2 separate regions of the Homo sapiens genome follow, and region 2 is linked to region 1. Evidence: chromatin contacts called from ENCODE Hi-C or POLR2A ChIA-PET data. All regions are on one chromosome and are shown on one strand. The core of a region is the stretch at or near the end of the contact, and the rest is flanking DNA. Distances in the headings are between cores, read along the strand shown.

Evidence for each region. Hi-C counts contacts between places; a loop is a spot of excess contacts on that map. ChIA-PET counts read pairs that join two places held with the same protein, here RNA polymerase II (POLR2A). Pooled maps may share reads with other maps.
Region 2: a pooled map shows a loop between it and region 1 (2.3-fold over the local background). The contact joins two enhancer-like sites. A Hi-C loop is called at or near these places in 2 of 50 pooled maps. POLR2A ChIA-PET finds 5 or more read pairs at or near these places in 4 of 52 experiments (Caco-2, OCI-LY7, Panc1 and 1 more).

What each region holds. Positions count from the first base shown.
Region 1 is chr6:134,285,228-134,291,101 of GRCh38, forward strand. The region is part of intron 1 of SGK1 (serum/glucocorticoid regulated kinase 1); the gene reads right to left. Among named protein-coding and RNA genes, the nearest start is that of SGK1, 30 kb to the right of the region's middle. Within about 2 kb of position 3,329, at least 8 of the 41 ENCODE cell types and tissues checked have a DNase peak (open chromatin) inside an H3K27ac peak, as active enhancers do.
Region 2 is chr6:134,462,195-134,468,829 of GRCh38, forward strand. The region is part of intron 2 of CT69 (cancer/testis associated transcript 69); the gene reads right to left. It overlaps LINC01010 (long intergenic non-protein coding RNA 1010), which reads left to right. Exons shown (of 3, transcript NR_038217.1): 2 at 2,547-2,655. Among named protein-coding and RNA genes, the nearest start is that of CT69, 13 kb to the right of the region's middle. Within about 2 kb of position 2,642, at least 3 of the 41 ENCODE cell types and tissues checked have a DNase peak (open chromatin) inside an H3K27ac peak, as active enhancers do.

The DNA.
Region 1 (5,874 bases), core at 2,079-4,578:
GTGGGCAGATTGCCTGAGGTCGGCAGATTGCCTGAGGTCAGGAGTTCGAGACCAGCCTGGCTAACATGTTGAAACCCCATCTTTACTAAAAATACAAAAAATTAGCCAAGCATGGTGGTGCATGCCTGTAGTCCCAGCTACTCAGGAGGCTGAGGAAGGAAAATCACTTGAACCAGGGAGGCAGAGGTTGCAGCGAGCTGAGATCCTGCCACTGCACTCCAGCCTGGGCGACAGAGTGAGACTCTGCCTCAAAAAAAAAAAAAAAAAAAGGTGGTCCCTTTTCACCACATCCGCACCAGCATCAATTTTTTTTTTTTTTTACTTTTTCATAATGGCCATTCTTGCAGGAGTAAAGTGGTATCTAATTGTGGTTTTAATTTGCATTTCCCTGATAATTAGTGATGCTGAGCATTTTTTTCATATGTTTGCTGGCTGTTTGTATATCTCCTTTTGAGAATTGTCTATTCATGTCCTTTGTTGACTTTTTGATGGGGTTTTTTTTTCTTTCAGTTTTCGTTTCCTTGTAACACATCTATTCTGTAAGGATAAAGATGTCTGTAAAATAAGAGACCATTAACTTGTGCTAAAGGTCAGTATTTTTTTTAAGGGATAAAAAGATAAAATTTGCTGGGAAACAAATGTTAGGAACAACTGACTGGTATTGGCTGAGAGGACGGAGTTGCTGAAGAGTTTGCCTTCCAAGGTGGACTGTCCCACTTCACCAGTAATTTTCTTGTGAAAAGTGTTGACTAAAACCAAACCAAACAAAAATAAGTTTTTAAAGAATTAAAGTGAGTTTTCTTTAGAAGTCTTATTGCAGGCTGTAGACTGATGACTACAGTCTGGAAGTAGTTTGTAGAGAGGTTTCGTTAGTAACCTGTTTTGGCTAATATTTTAATCTATTTATATACAGGTGGTGGAGGTTTAGTATGTATAAAATTGTATTAGATTTGTTTAGAAGTTATATTAAAGTAGAATTATATTAAGGTTTGAACGTAAGAGTATATTTGGGCTGCGCCTCGTGGCTCATGCCTGTAATCCCAACACTTTAGGAGGCCTGTCTCTACAAAAAATAAAATAATTAGCTGGGCATGGTGGTGCACACCTGTAGTCCCAACTGCTTGGGAGGCTGAGGTAGGAGGACCTCCTGAGCCTGGGAGATTAAGGCTGCAGTAAGCCGTGATTGCCACTGCACTCCAGCGTGGGTGACAGAGCACAGAGCAAGACCTTGTCTAAAAACAAAATACAATATTTTTTTTTTTTTTTTTTTTTGAGACGGAGTCTCGCTGAGTGCAGTGGCGCGATCTCGGCTCACTGCAAGCTCCGCCTCCCGGGTTCAAGCCATTCTCCTGCCTCAGCCTCCAGATTAGCTGGGACTACAGGCTGGGACACGATGCCCGGCTAATTTTTTTGTATTTTTTAGTAGAGACGGGGCTTCCCCGTGTTAGCCAGGATGGTCTCAATCTCCTGACCTTGTGATCCGCCCGCCTCAGCCTCCCAAAGTGCTGAGATTACAGGCGTGAGCCACTGTGCCTGGCCTAAAAACACAAATTTTTAAAAAAGAGTATATTTAGTTATCTGGTTATAGGTTATAGAAGTATAATTATTAATTTTGTTAGACATTATTTTGTGTGTAGAAAAAGACAAGGACTAGGGCTTTTTATTTTTTAAGGAATATAGTGATTTAGGTAAAGAGAGGTTGGGGGCATTTGGGAGTTGTATGTCTTATTTTGTTTTGTCTCTACAGTATTTTCTTGGAGAAGTCTTTTTTTGTTTTGTTTTTTGAGACGGAGTGTCACAGTGGTACCATCTTGGCTCACTGCTACCCCCACCTTCTGGGTTCAAGCAATTTTCTAGCCTCAGCCTCCCAAGTAGCTGGGACTTCAGGCACATGTCACCATGCCCAGCTAATTTTTGTGTTTTTGGTAGAGATGGGGTTTCACCATGTTGGCCAGACTGGTCTCAAATTTGTGACCTCAAATGATCCACCTGCCTCGGGCTCCCAGATAGCTGGGATTACAGGCATGAGCCACCACTCCCAGCCTTGGAGAATTATATGTTATAGAGTCAGGAGTTTTGTAAAATTATGTTGGCAAGTAGAAATGAATAAATATAATTTTTTTATGTTTGTTATTTTGTCCTATAAATTTTTTTGTTATAAATTAATTGTCTGGTTGTATTTATAAGATTAATGATTGTTTATATAGATAAGAAGGCTTTTTTTTTTTTTTTAAGGAAGATTGGTAATTTTGAGTTGTAGGAGTAAGGAATGAGTATTGGGCCTAGTGTGTATATTTGTCTATTTATTGGAAAATACGTTTTGGATTGTATTTATTTTTTATTTACTGTGATTTGGTTTTTTATATTTAATATAATATTTTAATAAGACTACTATAAGGATAGTATAGGTTGTGTATAATAGTATATATTTAATAGTATTAAAGTGAGTTGTAGATTGGAAAATGTGATAATGACTTAATAAAGTTAGAATATCAATTTGTACATTTTAAGATGAATTGTGTGTTTTTGTATTTACATGTATTAGAGTTTTTTTATGGAAAGTAATTTTGTACTATGCAAGAGACATAGGGGACCCTGTGCTCTATTTTGTTTTGTTGTTAAAGTATCTTTTGGAGAGCTGTATGTTGTCACAGAGTCAGGAGCTTTGTGAAGTTACTTTGTTGGCAAGCAGAAATGAGTAAACATAGCTTTTCATGTTTGTTATTTTGTCTTACACAAAGATGCCATCTCCTTACCTAACCTAAGATGTGACTCTAATAGATAAAATGATAAGGAACATAAACTAAGACAAGAGATCTCTTGGGATGTCTTCAGATCATGAGGGCTAAACATGACTCAGACCGGAAGGTTAGTGTTTACCAAGACCCTTCTTACAGCTGGGGAAAATGAAGGCAAATTAAGTTTAGCCTAAGCTAAAACAGGAGCAACTTGGTTATGGTAAAAAGAGATATTGCCCTATGGGAAGGGCTACTACAAGAATTCTTTCCATACTTAAACTTCAGTAGCAATCTGACAAGTTTTTAAGTGGAGTCTGAATGTAAAACATTCAGAGAGAACCCTTGGTCAGTAGCAGGATAGAGGTTGCAATAAACACAGAGAACTAGTGGCATTTCAAGGAACAGTGAGGAGACAGGTCTGGTTGAAGCAGAAGCTCTTTTGTGAGATCAGTAGAAAATACGCCTGGAGAAAAAGCCTGTTTAAAACTAAACATCTTTTCCAAGGGTAAAACATAAAATCCTTGAAATTAGGCTTTCTAATGGGCAAAGAGATGTCTTCAACCATTTTATGATGAGAAATACATTGGTTCATCCTCAGAGGTCTCTGAACAAAAAGGGGAACACATGTGAAGGTAGTCATGAGGGAGCCTCTGTGAATCATAAGGAGAACTGATTGCAAAACCAGAAGCCAGCAGAAACAAAACAATTCATAAAATTACAGAGGCGGTATTCGGAAGTTCTAAATACTTTTTTTTCCATCTCAGAAATGCTTGGTATCCTAATAATATTTTCTTTGTGATACGTTTTCTATACTCTTAGTAATTTTCCCTGGTCTTGATCTCATCATTAAAGAGGATGAAACCAACACCAGGAAATGTCCATAAGCAGGAAACCACATTTTTATTCCATCACTCATAAAGCATCATTCATAATAATCAGTGTCAGTTTAGCTATAGCAACAGATGCTAACATACACATAGTAAGAGCCTACAAAGGCTCTTTTAAATGTCAGTTTAATTTAAACCTTAACCTCAGATTTTTTCCACAGATACAGTGAGAAACCACAAAGATCCTCCTGTCCTAATGCTCCCTCCATACTCTGCAATAAAAGTTCTTGTTTTGGAAATAGAGAAACCTGTCTGAATCAGCAGTCTTGGCTTGCTGTGTCCTCCATGACCACACCACATGTTCCATACCTTTAGCCTTCATAGGGGCTGGAAAAAACTCTGTCTCCCTTGTCTACCCATTTTCACTGTGGAGTTCGGCTGCACATTTCAGGTGGAAAGGAGGTAGTGTACTAAAATTGCAAAGTATTTCTTTTAATTGGCAATGAATTTAAACAATATTCATTGATTCTTCCACTATGAACAAGCTAGTGTTCCCTGGGGGATAAACAGATGAATAATTGGATAAGCCTTTACTACTCAGGAAGTGTATAGTCTAGAGGAGTGCAGTCCAATAGGAATAGAATATAAACCACAGACACAATGTAAATGTTCTAATGGACACATTAAGTGAAGTAAAAAGAAACATGAAATTAATTTCAAACATATACTTTATTTAACTCAATGTACCCCCAACATTATCATTCTAAATTGTACTTAATATAAAATTATTAATGAAATATTTTATATTCTCTTTTTTTTTCCATACTGTGTTTAAAATCTGGTATGTATTTTACATCTAAAGTACATCTCGATTCAGACTAGCCACAATTCAGGTGCTCAATAGTCACATGTAGCTGGTGGCTACCACATCAGACCCTATAGGTCTCATATGTAGCAGAGAAAAAGACATACAGAGGCTGAGGCGAGCGGATCACTTGAGCACAGGAGTTCAAGACCAGCCTGGGCGACACAGTGAGACCTCTGTCTCTACAAAAAATAAAAAAGTAGCTATGTGGCCTGGTGCAGTGGTTCATGCTTGTAATCCCAGCACTTTGGGAGGCTGAGGCGGGTGGATCACATGAGATCAAGAGTTCAAGACCAGCCTTACCAACATGGTGAAACCCCATCTCTACTAAAAAAATACAAAAATTAGCTGGGCGTGGTGGCAGGCACTTGTAATCCCACTACTCAGGAGGCTGAGGCAGGAGGATTGTTTGAACCCGTGAGGGGGAGGTTACAGTGAGCCGAGACCACGCCATTGCACTCCAGCCTGGGCAACAAGAGCAAAGCTCCTTCTCAAAAAAAAAAAAAAAAAAAAAAAATTAGCTATGCATGTTGGCATACATCTGTAGTCCTAGCTACTCAGGAGGCTGAGGTGGGAGGATTGTTTGAGCGCAGGAGTTCGAGGCTGCACTGAGCTATGATCTTGCCACTACACTCCAGCCTGAGTGACACAGCAAGACCCTGCCTCTAAAAAAAAAAGAAAAGAAAAGAAAAGAAAAGAAAAAGACTTGTTGGAGCCTACTCCCACTCTGTGGAGTGTACTTTTGTTTCAATAAATCTGTGATTTTCTGTCAAAAAAAAAAAACAAAGACAAATGACAGCAATACAAGCTCCATTTGGTTTGGGATGAGGAGGACATTTTCCATGGAAGAGATGGCACTTGAAATTAATGTTCCAAATAATGGTTGTGAGTTGAGCAAGCAGAGACAGAAAAAATGAAGAGTGTAGTTCACAGTGAAGGACCCGTAGAAGCAATAACTTAGGGGAGGAAAATGGCAGGGCGCTGCAGCTCTGTTCAATACATGGAGCTTCTCATTGTGCCTCAGATAATGACAGAACTTCTTAAGGAGGCCTGCGAAGTCCTAGCTAGTTTATTTTCTACTTTGCTGTTCAAACATATTCCCTATTTTCAGGCTCTCTGCTTGAGCCACAGAAGTCTCTGGGCCACCTCCTATAAACTACTCATGTCTTCCCACCCAGGGCTTTACATGTGCAGGGCCCTGCCTGGAACTTATCTGGTTTGGCCCATCATTGTTTCTAGCACCTAGCAGAGGGCTCAGCACATATTCAGTCCTCAAAAAATATATTGAAGTGAATGGATGAGTGATTTGAGAGGCAGGTAGGGAAGAAGATGATGAGAAGGCAGGAAAGGTTGCTTGAGGGCTTGTTGCTGAGGGCCTTGGGTGCCACATTAAGGGTTTGCAATGAATTCAGTGAGCAAACCAGGTCCATGCCTCTAATCTACA
Region 2 (6,635 bases), core at 1,392-3,891, 180 kb after region 1:
TATGCCTCAGTAGGTAGCCTAAGATTATGGGAAAAAAGGAAATGTTGAACTATTTTGTGTACAATTTCTAGGAAGGAAGTGCATTTTTTAAAAAATATTTATTCATTTATTTATTTATTTATTTATTTATTTATTTATTTTTAGACAGTTCTTACTCTGTCACCCAGCCTGGAGTCTAGTGGTGGGATCTCGGCTCACTGCAACCTCTGCCTCCCGGGTTCAAGCAGTTCTCCTGCCTCGGCCTCCCGAGTAGCTGGGAATACAGGCGGTGCGCCACTATGCCTGGCTAAGTTTTGTATTTTTAGCAGAGATGGGGTTTTGCCACATTGGCCAGGCTGGTCTCAAACTCCTCAACTCAAGTGATCCACCCGCTTCAGCCTAGGAAGTGCATTCTTCTCTTGACTTTTCTCTTTATGTGCTGAATACAGTAGACCATTTCACTGGGGCCACCTGGTACCACGAGGTGACCTATGGACAAAGACAGTGGCCTGACTGAAGGTTTCTCAGGACCAGATGGGTAGGAATCTGCCCACTTTCCCTGGACTGCTTTCTTCAGGTCATCTTTCATGTGAGAGAAAAGTAGATTTCTTTTTTTTTTTTTTTTTTTTTTTTTTGAGACAGAGTCTTGCTCTGTTGCCCAGGCTGGAGGGCAGTGGCATGATCTCAGCTCACTGCAACTCCCACCTCCCAGGGTTCAAATTACTCTCCTGCTTCAGCCTCCTGAGTAGCTGGGATTACAGGCGTGTCCCACCATGCCCAGCAACATTTTTGTGTTTTTAGAAGAGATGGGGTTTCACCATGTTGGCCGGGCTGGTCTCGAATTTCTGGCTTCAAGTGCCCACCTCAGCCTCTCAAAGTGCTGGGATTATAGGCGTGAGCCACTGTGCCCAGCTTGAGAGAGAAGTAGATTTCTTTTTTGTGTAAGCTGCAGTCATTTTGGATTTTCTACCATGGGCAGCCAAACCTAACCTTCACTAATGCACACCTGTGATTTGAAAGTGTTTGGGTGCTCTTAGAAGCCACCATTTATGTCTTCTCGTTTTACTTCTTCAATAATCCTATAAAGTGCAAGGAATAAGAATTGTCATTCCTGCCGGGCGCGGTGGCTCACGCCTGTAATCCCAGCACTTTGGGAGGCCGAGGCGGGCGGATCACGAGGTTAGGAGTTTGAGACCAGCCTGGCCAGCATGGTGAAACCCCATTTCTACTAAAAATACAAAAAATTAGCCGGGCATGGTGGCGCATGCCTGTAGTCCCAGCTACTCGGGAGGCTGAGGCAGGAGTATTGCTTGAACCCAGGAGGCAGAGGTTGCAGTGAGCCAAGATCGCGCCATTGTACTCCAGCCTGGGTGACAGAGAGAGATTCCGTCTGACAAAAAAAAAAAAAAAAAAAAAAAAAGAATTGTCATTCCCATTCTCCAGTCAAAGAAACTGACCTTGTAAGATGTCGAGTGACTTGCATGTGGTCAATTAGCAAGTAGAGAAGCTGGAACAAATAGAGGCGTATTATCTCTTTAAAACAAATCACACATATGCTTACACTCAAACATGGTGCACAGGCTTTGGAGTAAGATAGACCTGACTTCACATTTTTGTGTCTCATTCCTGTAGCTTTAAGCAAATTACCTACTTTTTCTGATCTTCATTTCCTTATCTGCAAGATGGTAAACAACATCTCTAGCGATTAAGAATTCCAAATGAGATAATGTTGGTGGTCCTGCTCCAGGGTGTGGTATATAGTAGATACTTAGTAAATAGAGCTCTATTGTCAGCAGAGGCTTATCCTTCTAAAGATTATTTATACTGTGACACAAAAAGGGTAAAAAAAAAAAAAAGGAAGAAAAAAAAAAACATTATTCAAATATGGAAGTAAAATGGAGTGTAAACGAGAGCCTAGAAAGGATGTTTCAGCTTGAAGTTCTGCGTCCATAAGGAATTTGAAATATTTTGATAACTTTCTGGTTTTAAAGACCAGATTAGGCTGGGCATGGTAGCTCACACCTTTAATCCCAGCACTGTATGAGGCTGAGCAAGGCAGGTTGATTGCTTGAGTCCAGGAGTTTGAGACCATGCTGGACAGCATGGCAAAACCCCATCTCTACCCAAAGACAAAATCAAAAATTAGCCAGGTGTGGGGACGTGTACCTGTAGTTGCAGCTACTTGGGAGGCTGTGGTGGGAGGATCCCTTGAACCCAGGAGGCCACGGCAGCAGTGAGCTGTGATGACTCCACTGCACTCCAGCCTGGGTGACAGAGTCATACCCCGTGTCCAAAACAAAAGAAGAGTGAGAATAAGAATAATAAGAAGAAAAAGACCAAATTAGTGGGCCTGGATGAACATGTTTTTCGAACCCCTGGAACATCCTAAACGTATTTCTTTCTATCTGTATTTGCCATTAAATGTCACAGAAAAATAATCTTTGCTTTTAAGCCCCTCATGAAGCTCAAGAAGACGAGAAAGTAGCCATTCCAAAGAAATTTTATTTCATTTATTTTATTCTATTTATTTATTTATTTTTCACATGGAGTCTCCCTCTGTTACCCAGGCTGGAGTGCAGTGGTGCACACGCCTCACACTGTGACACAGCGGGAGAGCCCAGAGCGACAGCTGTTGGAATGACTGCACTCTTCCTGCTCAAGTCTGACCTTTCCAAGGTAGGATTTGATTACAACTAGCAATATGGAATTACAAGCAGGGAGAGGTGCCGAGACCACAAGACATCAGGAGACTAAAATAGCAAGGTGGTGAGGCAATCTGCCTTTTATTCCCCTTTCAAGCTATGAGAAGTAGGCAAATGATGCGGCTGAACAATGCCTCCTTGACTTCAGGATATAAAAACTACTTTCATGAGCTTCAAGTCAGGGTAAGTGGGGAAAATGACAATAAAAGTAAATTTAAAAAACCACATTTAAACCCAGTCAACTTAGGATATTTTGTAGTACAAGCGCCAATCTATATGGTTCCTCTGAGATGCCCACATCGCAGGAAGCCTCAAATTTAACTACCAGAAATATTCTGAGAAAATAAAATAAGAAATTCTAAGCTTATAAACGCTTTTGTATGTGCTATTTTAGGTAGTTTTCAGTATGAGTCATTTATCTCCTCCCACAACCGAACTTCAATCATGTTTCAGCTTATTCTAATTAGTTTCTCATTATCTTTTAAATTATTATTTATTTCTGCATGTATTCCTTCCTCAATTTTTAAAAATGTATTATTAAATTTATTGTTGGTAACTCTTTTTCTCAGAAACTCTAAGTTTCAAGAATTTCTCTTATTGTTATTATTATGTTTTGAGACAGAGTCTTGCTCTGTCACCCATGCTGCAGTGCAGTGGTGCAATCTTGGCTCACTGCAACCTCCATGTCCCCAGTTCAAGCGATTCTCGTGCCTCAGCCTCCCGAATAGCTGAGATTACAGGCGTGTGCCAACACACCCAGCTAATTTTTCTATTTTTAGTAGAGACACGGTTTTGAACTCCCGGCCTCAAGTAATCCGCCCACCTTGGCCTCCCAAAGTGCTGGGATTACAGGCATGAGCCACTGTGCCTGGCCAAGAGTTTCCTATATGATGCAGTCATGCTCTGAAAAGGATAAGCAATAATCTAATATGCAATATACAATGCAATAATAATATATGCTTGTATATGTATAATATTTTATAACTACAAAGACTTTCACATATATTATCTCATTTAATCCTGAACACACAATAGCATCCAACCCTCCTCCTTTTCCTCCTGAGCACAGTGTTAAATGTTCCCTATGCAATGTCTCTAGAGATGAAAGAGTCAGGAGAGAAAGACATTAAGGAATATATTTGGATATATTAGGGGACCATGAAAGGTAGTTGAACCAACACTGCATAACCTAGGCATGAGCAGTCCCAGGAGGAGTGGCTTCTCTGCTGTTTATTTCTACTATCTGGTATTGGGCAAGTTAGAACCTCTTCAGACCTCTGTTTGCTCATAGGCAAAATTAACACATACCTGCCCTGACTCCCCGACAGAGCTACCATGAGAATCAAATTAGGTAACATGTGAGAAAATATTTTATAGTTTGCCAGATGCCAAATAAATATTTTTATGAACTTTCTTTCTGTACTTCACTCTTGTGGCATCAACATTTGTGGCATTAACCTAAACAGAAGCCTCAGTCAATTAAAGAATAGAAAAGATAAACATTTTTAGAACTGTAAAGCGTGTTCTAAGAGTTTCTTGGCCATTTGACTTTTCTTATAATCAAAACATAAAGCCATTCACCTGGCAGCTGGGTACCTGAATTATAATTTAGTAACAGTTGCGCTCAAGAGGAAACCAAGATCCTATAGGACCTTTCACAAATCAGGGTTCTTATTTTTTATTATTCTCAAAGTGAAGTCTGCAGACCACCTGCATCCAAATCCCATGGCATAATTATAAACATTTCTGATTGCTGCACCCTGCTTTTACCTACTGAATCAGAAGCTCCCAGAATATGGGCCCAGAAACAAACCTTTTTTTAGAAAACACACTAGCTGATACTTATGCTCACTAGTCCAAGAAACCCAGAACTTACTGGTTGAAATTTGCAAGTTGTAAGAGAACATTTGTTCTTCATTTCTTTCCAGCAGTAACAAGATTTCTCTATCAACATTCTATTAAAAACAGATATGAGCACGTATGTGAAATAAAAGCAGCACTCCACTTGTGTGCAAAATTTGACATCATTTTTTTGAAAGTGCCTTGAAGTAATGTTATCTCAGCTTTCTTTAATTGGATGGTGCATTTATAGGAGGAGTTTGGAAAACATATTCTCTTGCAGTGTTATTCCTGACCTCTACTCAAAAAACTAACAATCTCACAAGCAGTTAAATTGATAACCAACCAGTCATTCTCCAATTAGGAGCCTCAACTCACTTCAAGTAATAACATTAAAATTCTCCAAGTGTTAGCAGTCTGCACTGTACCTTGAAATAAAAAGATAGAGATTTTGCCTTTGGTGTTCAATAAATATAGAATAATATAATATAATTTCAGAAGCTATAAGCTTATTATCAATCAGCTTCATAGAAACACAGGACTAAAATGGATTACTCATTACTAAGTCAACAGACAACTATGTGCCTGGCACTGATCTAGGGTTAGGGCCAGAGGAGTAAATAAAGCAAACAAAGCTTCCCCGGCACTTACATTCTGGTTGGGGAGGAAGAGTGTGCAGGAAATAAAGAACAGGCTAACATTTAATATTTCTAACATATCAAATGGCATGTTAGAAGATGATAAGAATAATGGAAAACAGTTTACTGCAACAGAGTTTTCAGAAGGGATTAGATTGCAATTCTAAATATGAATAACACAGCAAAAAGCAAAAAAAAAAAAAAAAGGATTTTTTTTGGCTGGTACACATGGGTATTAGTTTGTACTCTTGAAAGCTAATGGAATATCCATAGACCCTACTATACTAAATTTTAAACTCTAGGCACTGCAAAACGAGAATACTATCCACTTCTTCACACACATTTGTAGCCACCTTTACATTAGAGGCACCATCTGTAGTTATGACTGGTCTCTTTTTTCCCTGAGGTATGATCCTGTCTTCTTATCATTCCTGATATCTTCTTTCACAATTGTGCCCTAGGTAATGGTGCTCAGAAAAAGAAGCCAATCAGGAGATCTGTTTTCTGTGCCCTTTTAACACTTCTAACTCAGGCACCCAAACCAGCCTGTAGCAGAAAGAGCATCAAAGCCATCCTCTGGACTCTACACAAGGTCTGTGGATATTCAGTTAGCTTGCAAGAGTGCAAACTAATACCCATGAGTACCAGCCAAAAAATACCCTTTTTTTTTCTTTTTGCTGTGTTATTCACATTTAGAATTGTAATATGACCCTGTCAGAAAACTCTGTTGCAGGAAATTTTTGGAAAAGAACATGTAGCTTATCTGTGTCTATGAAGTCCTTGTTATTGTGGGGAAAAGAAAAGAAAACAAAAACATCGACAGCTATATATTTTCTTTTTATTACTTACTATCATTCCAGACTAAAGTGGGGAGCCCCCTTTTTTTTTTCCAGAAACATAGCAGCAGCAGAGATGTCGCTATTGTGATCAGAATTACTTTGGTAGGTGTGTTTTGGGTTTGATTTACTTTTTCACATTTGTCTTTCTGTTTATATAAAATATTTTCCTAGGGAAAAATACATGCTAAAGTTAAACTTCACATGAGTTAACTACCTACAAATTACAGCTGTTAGCCATTTTTAATAAAACACTATCCACTGCACTATAAAAACGGACTTCATTTTCATATTGTTAATGTTATTCCACTGAACAGTGCGGTTAGAAATCCCAGAAGCAAATGCAGTACAAATTGTAGAGCAGCTGTGTAGAGGTGACTTCTAATCATAATTGAACACAAACGAGAACAAATAAATCAAGGACGAAACTTCTCAACTTCTGATGCCTGGCAATGTCAGTTTTAAAGCCAGATACATACCAAGTGCCTTGCAAAAAAAAAAAATTACACAGCAGCTAGAAGAGTGACAGCAGAACCCCCACTCTTTCTGGGAACACTCCCATATACCAGAAGCACAAGGACTTTAATTTGAAACCTGATTACATATTTGAAATTGCTGGTGTTCCTGACTTTAGCTTCTTG